Regions from separate parts of the Homo sapiens genome. Here region 1 is linked to region 2. Evidence: chromatin loops called from intact Hi-C (ENCODE). Cell type or tissue: sigmoid colon. All regions are shown on one strand.

Evidence for each region. Peaks named below come from ENCODE experiments on the same cell type or tissue, not always from the same donor. Only the 100,000 strongest peaks of a DNase experiment are listed, where the experiment ranks them.
Region 1: a loop joins it to region 2, with 2.5 times the contacts of the local background. A loop is called at or near these places in 7 of 110 quality-filtered maps.

What each region holds. Positions count from the first base shown.
Region 1 is chr9:93,441,947-93,446,946 of GRCh38, reverse strand. It overlaps FAM120AOS (family with sequence similarity 120 member A opposite strand), which reads left to right. Exons shown (of 3, transcript NM_198841.4): 3 at 1-3,615. Among named protein-coding and RNA genes, the nearest start is that of FAM120A, 7.2 kb to the left of the region's middle. In sigmoid colon, no CTCF peak of the experiment used is centred here; no DNase peak of the experiment used is centred here.
Region 2 is chr9:93,310,321-93,315,320 of GRCh38, reverse strand. The region is part of intron 28 of WNK2 (WNK lysine deficient protein kinase 2); the gene reads right to left. Among named protein-coding and RNA genes, the nearest start is that of WNK2, 130 kb to the right of the region's middle. In sigmoid colon, a CTCF peak has its summit at 2,566 (motif pointing right); no DNase peak of the experiment used is centred here; H3K27ac peaks cover 420 bases.

The DNA of each region.
Region 1 (5,000 bases), 130 kb before region 2:
ATGGGTGAAAGCAACCAGCACTGCCCTGGCGCTTCATAGGTTCTTAGAGTTTTTATCTTTTACTTTCAGTCTAACACAGCACTGCCTGCTTTTTGTTTTTGTTGCTTGGTTTGTTTTTTTCTTACCGTGTTCACCAAACTTGTGTCCAAATAGCTTTGGGCTGATGCAAAAATATCTATGTGGAAGAGAAGAGTTGTTCTCATGGAGGGCCTTCAGATGAGTGCTATAGACTCTCTAGGCAACTCCAAGAGGCTTCTCAAGCAGGGTGGGCAGTGAGAGCTGCTATGGAATCAATGGACAAACTGACAGGGACTGCTTTGAAAGACAGTACTCAGTTGAGTATATATATTCTCTCTTAAGGGCTAAAAGTTTATAATCATCCCTTAAACACTCTGTGATGGGATCTTCAGGATCATCTTTTGAAGTAAACTATATTTTACAATGTGATATAAATCAAGTGAGTTTTTTTTTTAATTAGGAATTCCCGTAAGTATAAAGCCATTTTAAGATGTACATTTTAGAGACTAGCTATTGTTAAGTGGTCTGTTACATTTGTGTAAACCATAAAGATCTTTCCAGAGGAAGCAAGTCTCTCATACCAGAATATGAAAACACTAGCCCCAGGCTTGAGTAACCTAGATCACATGAAGCTGACTTCCTCTGAGGAGTCTAGGACCTCAGATATAGGTGGGAGCACACAATCACCCTTCTGGAAACAGCTAAGACTTGTGGCTCAGGCGTTTGACCTTGCTGACAAAGGAAGAGGTCAGGGTTGACGAGAGCTCCAGGAAGAATGAAAGTGCCTCTGGAAGGCAGGAAGAAAGTTACTGTAATACTTTATCCTTAGGGTGGAACAAGAGTCTGGGAAAGCTCTGCCCTATAAAGTCCCCTTCCCCATTCCTCCCAGGTCCCAGGTGTGGTGGTATAAGGAGAGTTGGCCCAATCTGGGAGCTGAGGGATCTGAGACATCCATCTACTGCATCAGTGCACTCAGAAGTGAGGATTTTGGCACAGTTATTCATGAGACATCAGCCCATCATATAAAACATGCCTCCAGTTTGGTTAAACTAGGAAGCACTATATAATATTTTAAAATCAGTTACATGTCACTGATAAAAGACTTAGTATTACCATGATGTTATTTTTCTTGAGGCAACATGATGAAACCCATTGTCTACAAAAAATCCAAAAATTAGCCAGGTGAGGTGTGCACCTGTAGTCCCATCTTCTCAGGAGGCTGAGGTGGGAAGACTACTTGAGCCAAGGTGGTGGAGGTTGGAGTGAGCCCAGATTACACCACTTGCACTCCAGCCTGGGCAACAGAGTGAGGCCTTGTCTCAAAAAAAAAAAAAAAAAAAAAAAACAACGATTTTTATGAAAGTTGGAGAACCAGGATTAAGACTGGGTGGGAACTAAGAATGACAGGTACTTTTAACAATACAGCTGGGATGCTGTTGATGACATGAATGAACCCCACTCTTACTGTAGTCATTTGCTCAAGATTCAAAGTCATGAAAAAGAGTAGAATGGACCAAACTTAGGTACTAAGAGTCCCCAGCCTGGCAGTGAAAACAGTATAGTTCCTTTGACTTTAATATGGGGAAACAGGTTCCTGGATTGACGATCTCACCAAAACTATACACAATTTTTTTTTATTTTTTCTCAGACCTTTCAGGGATGAATATATACAATTTCTGAGAAAGAAACCTGAGTACCTTTAGGAAGGGAAAAGGAATGCTGAATATCCCCAAATAACATGTCTTACATGTTTGGTAAGACTTACTGTACCCTGTCCTAGAAGATAGAAGATGCCCTGCCCTTAGAAGACAAAGAGACTGTAGAGCTATGCCTTCTAAATCTTAAGCCACTCTTCAGATAATGGATCCCTTCATGGTCAGCCCAAACATCTCAAGAACTTTTAATTTGTACCGTTTGTCTTTTTTTCCATTTATTTAATACCACAAATTCACTTTATTATTATGAAGCCAATATCTACATCTTCTCACAAAGATTCTCTTAAGAAATGCAGAACTGGCCGGGTGCAGTGGCTCATTCCTGTAATCCCAGCACTTTGGGAGGCCGAGGCGGGTGGATCACCTGAGGTCGGGAGTTCAAGACCAGCCTGACAAACATGGAGAAACCCTGTCTCTACTAAAAATACAAAATCAGCTAGGCGTGGTGGCACATGCCTGTAATCCCAGCTACTAGGGAGGCTGAGGCAGAAGAATCCCTTGAACCTGGGAGGCGGAGGTTGCGGTGAGCCGAGATCGCACCATTGCACTCCAGCCTGGGCAACAAGAGCGAAACTCCGTCTCAGGAAAAAAAAAAAAAAGCAGAACTCCTTACTGGCCTCAAAACATACTGTGACATTTCCGTAACCTACAGGTCTAGAAATCCTGTGCCAAATATGGTTAACTTGTTTGCTGAGAAGGATGTGGAAGAACTGGAACCCTCATACACAGCTGATGGGAAAACAGTCTGGAACTTTCTTAAAACATTCTGGTAAATGGGGGCCCGGCAAGCTAGAAAGTGTGGCTATAATCCCTTGCTTTTTTCCTTTTTTAAACTTTTTCTCTCTCAGTCCTGACCTAAAGATGACCCTAGTCAGGCTGGACACGGTGGCTCACGCCTGTCATCCCAGCACTTTGGGAGGCCAAGACGGGTGGATCACCTGAAGTCAGGAGTTCAAGACCAGCCTGACCAACATGGAGAAACCCTGTCTCTACTAAAAACACAAAATTAGCTGGGCGTGGTGGTGCATGCCTATAATTCCAGCTACTCGGGAGGCTGAGGCAGGAGAATCGCTTGAACCTGGGAGGTGGAGGTTGCAGTGAGCCGAGATCGCGCCATTGCACTCCAGCCTGGACAGCAAGAGCAAAACTCCGTCTCAAAAAACAAAAACAAAAACAAACAAAAAAATTCCCCTGAGAGAAAACCTGTCTTTCCAGCCAGAGGAGCAGGAAAAAATGACCCTATGGTCTGAAGAATGTGGAAATAATCCATCTTTTTTTCTCTCTCTGCTTTCTGCCTGAGGGGCGTTCCTTTTGGCAAAATGAGCAGGCAGTGTAGGCAGGTAATCATCAGAGAGAAAGCCCATCTTTCTAAGCCAGAGGATGAGGAAAAGGGGCCCCCTGGGTGCCAGGGAGTCTGGGGGGAAATCCTGAAGAGCAAAGACCTGAAAAGAGGATTCTCTAATTCTGTACATGAGCTGAATTCCGTGCTCAGCCCAGAGCTGCACATACAAGAGACAGAGCCCAGGCAACACAGCCACACTCTGAACTGACACTCGGACCACCACCACCAAACAGAAGGCAACGCAGGACCTGCAGACTAAGGCTAACGAGGCTGATTGCCTGACAAAACAGAAAAAAAAGAAACATTCTTCAGGGAATTTTAGCAGAACACAGAGTCTCCCAACATAAAACAGACAGTCCTCACTGCACAGCAGTTCAGAACTGTAAAAATGACCTTCCAACCTGAAACTGCCATGTGCTGTTCATAATCATTAATGGGTAAAATTGTGATTTTTTTCCTGTCTTTTGAAAATTGTCAAAACATTGATAATCTTGTACTGTTAGAAATGTATAAGGAAACAATAAAGTAAATATTTTTGTACACTGTAATTTAAAACATTAGCAACACAGGGAATTAAAGTGCTTGATGTCTTCCTAAAAAAACCATCAACAGACATTTAAACAGTGCTTGCCTTCTTCAAAAGTCATGTACCTTATGATATAGAGGGAGCACCTTTTCTGTGTTCAAAAACTTGTCATGCCCCTTCTAAGTTTGGATCAGCTTCCAATATTTTATCCTTTTTGCTTTCAATGTCATGAAATATCTCCAAGTCCCTTTAACGTGAAGGTTTTTGCTGACGTTCCTTCCTCTGGAACATCTTCATCCTTTTCATCACAACCGCTTTCTTCATTTATTTGAGGAATTCACCTTCTCGGCAGCAGTGCCAGCATCCCCATAGTCTGTTTCTTCAGTGACCCCATTTATGTTTGATTTGCATTCACGTTCAGTGTTTTCAGTTTGAGTTTCTTTGCTGCATTTCTATCTTTATTTGTCAGTTTTCTCTTTTGAATATCCATTTGTGTAAAAATGCCATGTGGGTTTATCACTGGAAGACAAGGAGGCCACACAATTCACACTTTGCTGTCTGTGCGTGAAATGAACACAGATGCACAGTGACCAATCACCCGTAGGTTTTGGAAAGAAGAGGCATGATTGGTCACTGATCATGATGTACCTGTGTTATTATGTAGTGATTTGTGGACTGGGGAGCTAGCAGAAAGTTTGAACTTCATGCAATTACAGTTAATATATTCTGGTAACTCAAATTTGAACCATGTTGTCAGGGGACTGGTGTTCACCATAATAACTAAAATTTCAGAATCATGAAATGTCACTTCTGATATAGTCTATTCATTAAAAGTCAGTCCTAATTCTGGCTCACACTCAAGGGGAGGGGAATTAGGCCCCAGCTTCTGAAGAGAGGATCTCCAATTAATTTGTGGACATATTTTAGGATTCTTCAGGAAGTCCATATTCCTGAAGAATATTGGCACTGGGTATAGAATTTTGGATGGATGATTCTTTCCTATGAGTGCTTTAAAGGTATTGTTCCACTGCATCCTGGCCTACATGATTTTTTATTATATGTCTGAGATAACCCGTATTTCAAATTGTTCTTCCCTATACCGAATGTGTTGGGTTTTTTTCTGGCTACTTTCAGGATTCTTTCAATCTTTGGTTTTCAGCAGTTCGATTATGATATGCTGAGCATCTTCTTTGGATTTTGCTGAGTTTCTTGAATGTGTATTTATATTGTTTGTCAAATTTAAGAAGTTTTCAGCAGTTATTTCTAAAAACTTTTTTTGTGTCTGCACCAATTTCTCTTTTCCCTCTGAGACTCTAGTGTCAAAAAATACGTGATTTTCTGGTGTTGTCTCCCAGGATCCTGAAGTTCTATTCATTCTGTTTAATCCATTTTCTCAGTG
Region 2 (5,000 bases):
CACAGACAGCTCAGTAGGTTGAGCTTACACAATTCTGACAGAAAAATGAAAGTTGAGCAGACTTTCCACTCAATGGGTGCCAAACCCATTGCGCCCACATCAGGCGCAGAGAAGAGCAGAGCTGTCAGTGGTAACTTTGAACAAGTGGGATGGAGATCCTGAAGCTCTCTTTGAACTATAGCGACATGAAACGTGGCTTTCCTGGTATGGTCCTGAAGACCAAGTGCAGTCAAGGCAATGGTGCTGAGGGCTGGAAGTGGTCCCATCAGAGCAAAAGTGGGCCAGTCAAGAGCACATTGTGGCAACAGCTTTTGGGATGCTTAAGGCATTCTGCTTGCTGACTTTCTGGAGGGGTAACAAGGAATGTAACATCTGCTTAGTATGAGAATGTTTAGGGAATGTTAGCCAAAGCTTCAGCAAAACCCCCCCCGGGAAAGCCTCCCCAGAGAGTCCATCTCCATCACGACAATGCTCCTGCTCGTTCCTCTCACCAAAGAAGGGTGATTTTGCAAGAGTTTCCATGGGAAATCATCAGGCATCTACCCTACAGTCCTGATTTGGCTCCCTCTGACTTCTTTTTGCTTCCTAATTTTGAAACATCTGTAAAGGGCACCCATTTTTTGTCAATTAATAATGTAAAAAAGACTCCATGGCCATGGTTAAATTCCCAGGACCATTAGGTCTTTAGGGAGGGACTAAATGGCTGGCATCATTGCTTATAAATGGCTGGCATCATTGCTTATAAATGGCTGGCATCATTGCTTATAAGTGTCTTGAACTTGATGGTGCTTGTGTTAAGAAAAAAGCGTGTATTTCTTCTTTAGTAGCTGTAACTATAGGTATGTGCCACCATGCCCAGCTGTTTTTTTTTTTTCAGACAGGGTCTTGCTCTGTCGCCAGGCTGGAGTGCAGTGGCACTATCTCGGCTCACTGCAGCCTTGACCTCCTGGGCTCAAGCGATCCTCTCACCTCAGCCTCCTTAGTAGCTGTAACTATAGGTATGCACCACCATGCCCAGCTGTTTTTTTATTTTTATTTGAGACGGACTTTTGCTCTTGTCGCCCAGGCTGGAGTGCAATGGCACAATCTCGGCTCACTGCAACCTCTGCCTCCCAGGTTCAAGCGATTCTCCTGCCTCAGCCTCCTGAGTAGCTGGGATTACAGAAGCCCACCACCATGCTGGGCTAATTTTTTTTTTTTTTTTGTACTTTTAGTAGAGACAGGGTTTCACCATGTTGGCCAGGCTAGTCTTGAACTCCTGACCTCAGGTGATCCACCCGCCTCAGCCTCCCAAAGTGCTGGGATTACAAGCGTGAGCCACTGCACCCAGCAGCCCAGCTAATTTTTATATTTTTTGTAGAGATGAGGTTTTGCCATATTGCAAAGGCTGGTCTTGAACTCCTGGACTCAATCAATCCACCTGCCTCAGCCTCCCTAAGTGCTGGGATTACAGGTGTGAGCTACCATGGCCAGCCATATATTTCTTACTTTTATCTTTTAATTCCATTTTTCTGTGAACTTTTGGAAGCCCCCTTGTATATGACAAAAGATATATGATGAACTCCCACAAATCAATAATAAAAAGTTAAACAAATCAACTTTTAAATGGTCACTATCCTTGACCAGGCACTTTTTAAAAGACGGCTGATAAGAATATGAAAATATAAGAATATGAAAATTGTTTAATTTGCTCTAAGGCAAATTAAACAATAATGAGAAACCTATTACTAGACCTCAAATTCTTTTTGCAAATACAATTTCAACTACAATGTCCTACACAGAATATTTAAAAAGTCACAAGAAAAGACAAGGCAATATAAAGAAAAACTAGGACAAAGAGCAAACAAAAACTAAAAAATATTATGTGAAGGAGATACAAGATAGAGAATTTTGGTAAAGAGTCAGAAACTTTTTTTTTTTTTTAAAGATACAGGAGATACGGTTAAAAAAAAATTCAACTGAAAAACACAATAACCCAAATTAAAAACTGAATGGATAGGTTTAACAGCAGTTTAGACACAAAGAAAAATTTAGTGACCTAAAATCTAAAGCAAATAAAACAGGAAGGTATGACTCATTCAAAGGAAAATATTTAACTGACAAAAACATGCCCAAGGAAGCCTAGACATTGGACTTAGTAAACAAAGGCTTTAAACCGACTGTCTTAAATGTGCTCGAAGAACTGAAGGAAGCCATGGACACAGAACTACAGGAAGTCAGGAAAATCACAGAGGAACACAATGAGGATATCAACAGATAGGAATTATGAAGGTGATCAAATGGAACTAGAAGAGCTGAAAATAATAACTGACACTTACAAATTCACTAGAGGGGTTCACCGGCAGATCTGAGCAGGCAGAATAAAGAATCAGCAAGCTGGAGACACTTACAATGGAAATGATCCTGTGAGGAGCAGAGGAAAAAAGTGGCAGAGTGGACAGAGCCAGAGGGTGGTCCACCATGAAGTGGATGAGTAAAACATTACGGGAGTCACAGGAGAGGAGAGCCCAGAGATGAAGGCTAACTCTTATGCTGCAGTGACTCTCCACAAGGGGGCCAAGACCATTCAAAGGGGAAAGCAGTTTTCAACAACGTCTGCTGGGAAAACTGGATATGCACATACCAGAAAAAGAAGGTGGAGCCCTGCCTTGCCTCACAAAAATCAACTCTATCCCAGCACTTTGGGAGGCCGAGGCGGGCGGATCATGAGGTCAAGGGATCGAGACCATCCTGGCCAACATGGTGAAATCTCGTCTCTACTAAAAATAAAATAAAATAATTAGCTGGGCATGGTGGTGCAAGCCTGTAGTCCCAGCTACTTGGGAGGCTGAGGCAGGAGAATTGCTTGAACCCGGGAGGCAGAGGTTGCGGTGAGCTGAGATCATGCCACTGCACTCCAGCCTGGCGACAGAGTGAGACACAATCTCAGGAAAAAAGAAAAAAAATCAACTCTAAATGGACCAAAGTTCTAAATGTGAAAGCGAAAACCAGAAAACTCTTAGTAGGAAACTTAAGGAAAAGGTTTCACAACACTGGATTTGGCAGTGATTTCTTGGGTATTTCACTAAAGGCACAGGCAACAAATGAAAAACAAGACAAATTTTAAAACTTTCGTGCATCCAAAGGCACTATCAACAGATCATATATCTGATAAGGGATTAATATCTGGATTATGCAGAAAATTCCTAAAACTCAACAATGAAAAAAACGAGCTGATTCAAACATTGGCAGAAGACTTCAATAAATACTTCTTCAAGGAAGACATAGAAACAGCCAATAAGCACATGAAAAGCCGCTCAATATCACTACTCAATTAGGAAAATGTAAAGCAAAACCACAGGATACCACTTCACACCTGAGAGGATGGCTACCATCAAAAACCAGAAAGGATGGCTGAACGCGGTGGCGCACGGTGGCTCACGCCTGTAATCCCAGCACTTTGGGAGGCCGAGGCGGGTGGATCACTTGAGGTCAGGAGTTCGAGATCAGCCTGACCAACATGGTGAAACCCCGTCTCTACTAAAAATACAAAAATTAGCTGGCCGTGGTGGCAGACGCCTGTAATCCCAGCTACTCGGGAGGCAGGAGAATTGCTTGAACCTAGAGGGTAGAGGTTACAGTGAGCCAAGATCGTGTCATTGCACTCCAGCCTGGGCAAAAGAGCAAAACTCCGTCTCAAAACACACACACACACACACACACACACAAACAAAAAAACCCAGAAAGGAAATCTTCTGTTGGCACAGATGTGGAAAAACTGGAACCTTTGTGCACTGTTAGTGGAAATGTCAAATGGTATAGCTGTTACTGAAAATAGTTCCTCGAAAAACTATCATACAATTACCATATGATCTAGCAATTCCACTTCTGGGTTTATACCCAAAAGGATAAAAGCAGGGTCTTGAAGGGATGCTTGTACACCTATGTTCACAGCAGATTAATAACAGCTAAAAGATGGAAGCCACCCAAGCGTCCACTGACAGAACTGACAGACAATCCCGTAACAGGATTCCCCTGAGAATGGATGTGGTACCAGATAAAATGAACTATCACTCAGCCTTCAAAGGAAAGGAAATTCGGACATGCTACAACATGGATGTCATCAAGGGTGCCCTTGGAGGACATTTTGCTAAGTAGAATAAGCCAGTGGAAAAAGACAGATACCGTGTGATTCCACTCTATGAGGTACATAGAGGAGTCAAAGTCAGAGAGACCAGAAGCAGAATGGAAGTTCCCAGGGGCTGGGGGAGGGACAATAGGGAGTTATTGTTTAATGGGTACAGAGTTTCACACAATAAAAAGAGATGGAGATGAACAGTGGTGGTGGCTGCACAGTATTCTGAATTTATTTATTTTTGAGACAGGATCTTTCTCTGTCACCCAGGCTGGAGTACAGTGGTACAATCATAGTTCACTGCAGCCTCCAACTCCTGGGCTCCAGCGATCCTCCCACCTCAGCCTCCCGGGTGGCTGGGACCACAGGCATGTGCAACCACGCCTGGCTGATTTTAAAAAGTTCTGATACATACTACAACATGGATGCACCTTGAAAACATTGTATCAAATGAAATAAACCATTCACCAAAGGGCACATACTGTATGATTCCATTTCTATGAGGTACTTAGAGTAGTCAAAGTCATAGAGACAGAAAGAAGGATAGAGGCTACCAGGGCCTGGGAAACCAGAGGTGCCAGAGAGGGGGCTGAGGAACTAGTGTTTAATAGGGATAGAGTTTCCCTGGGGAAGATGAAAAGGTTCAGTGGATGGATGGTGATGGTTAAACAATGCTCTGAATGTACTTCATGCCACTGAACTGTACGCTTGAAAATGTGTAAAATTGTAAATTTTGTGTTTTATATATATATATATATTTTTTTGCCATGACAAAAATAAAAGTTTAAAAAAACCCTTAACACTTAAAAGAATCCAGAACATCTGAACAACAGTTAGCACTGCTAATCCTGAATGCTGATATAGCTGGAGCCCAGGCAGCAGAGAT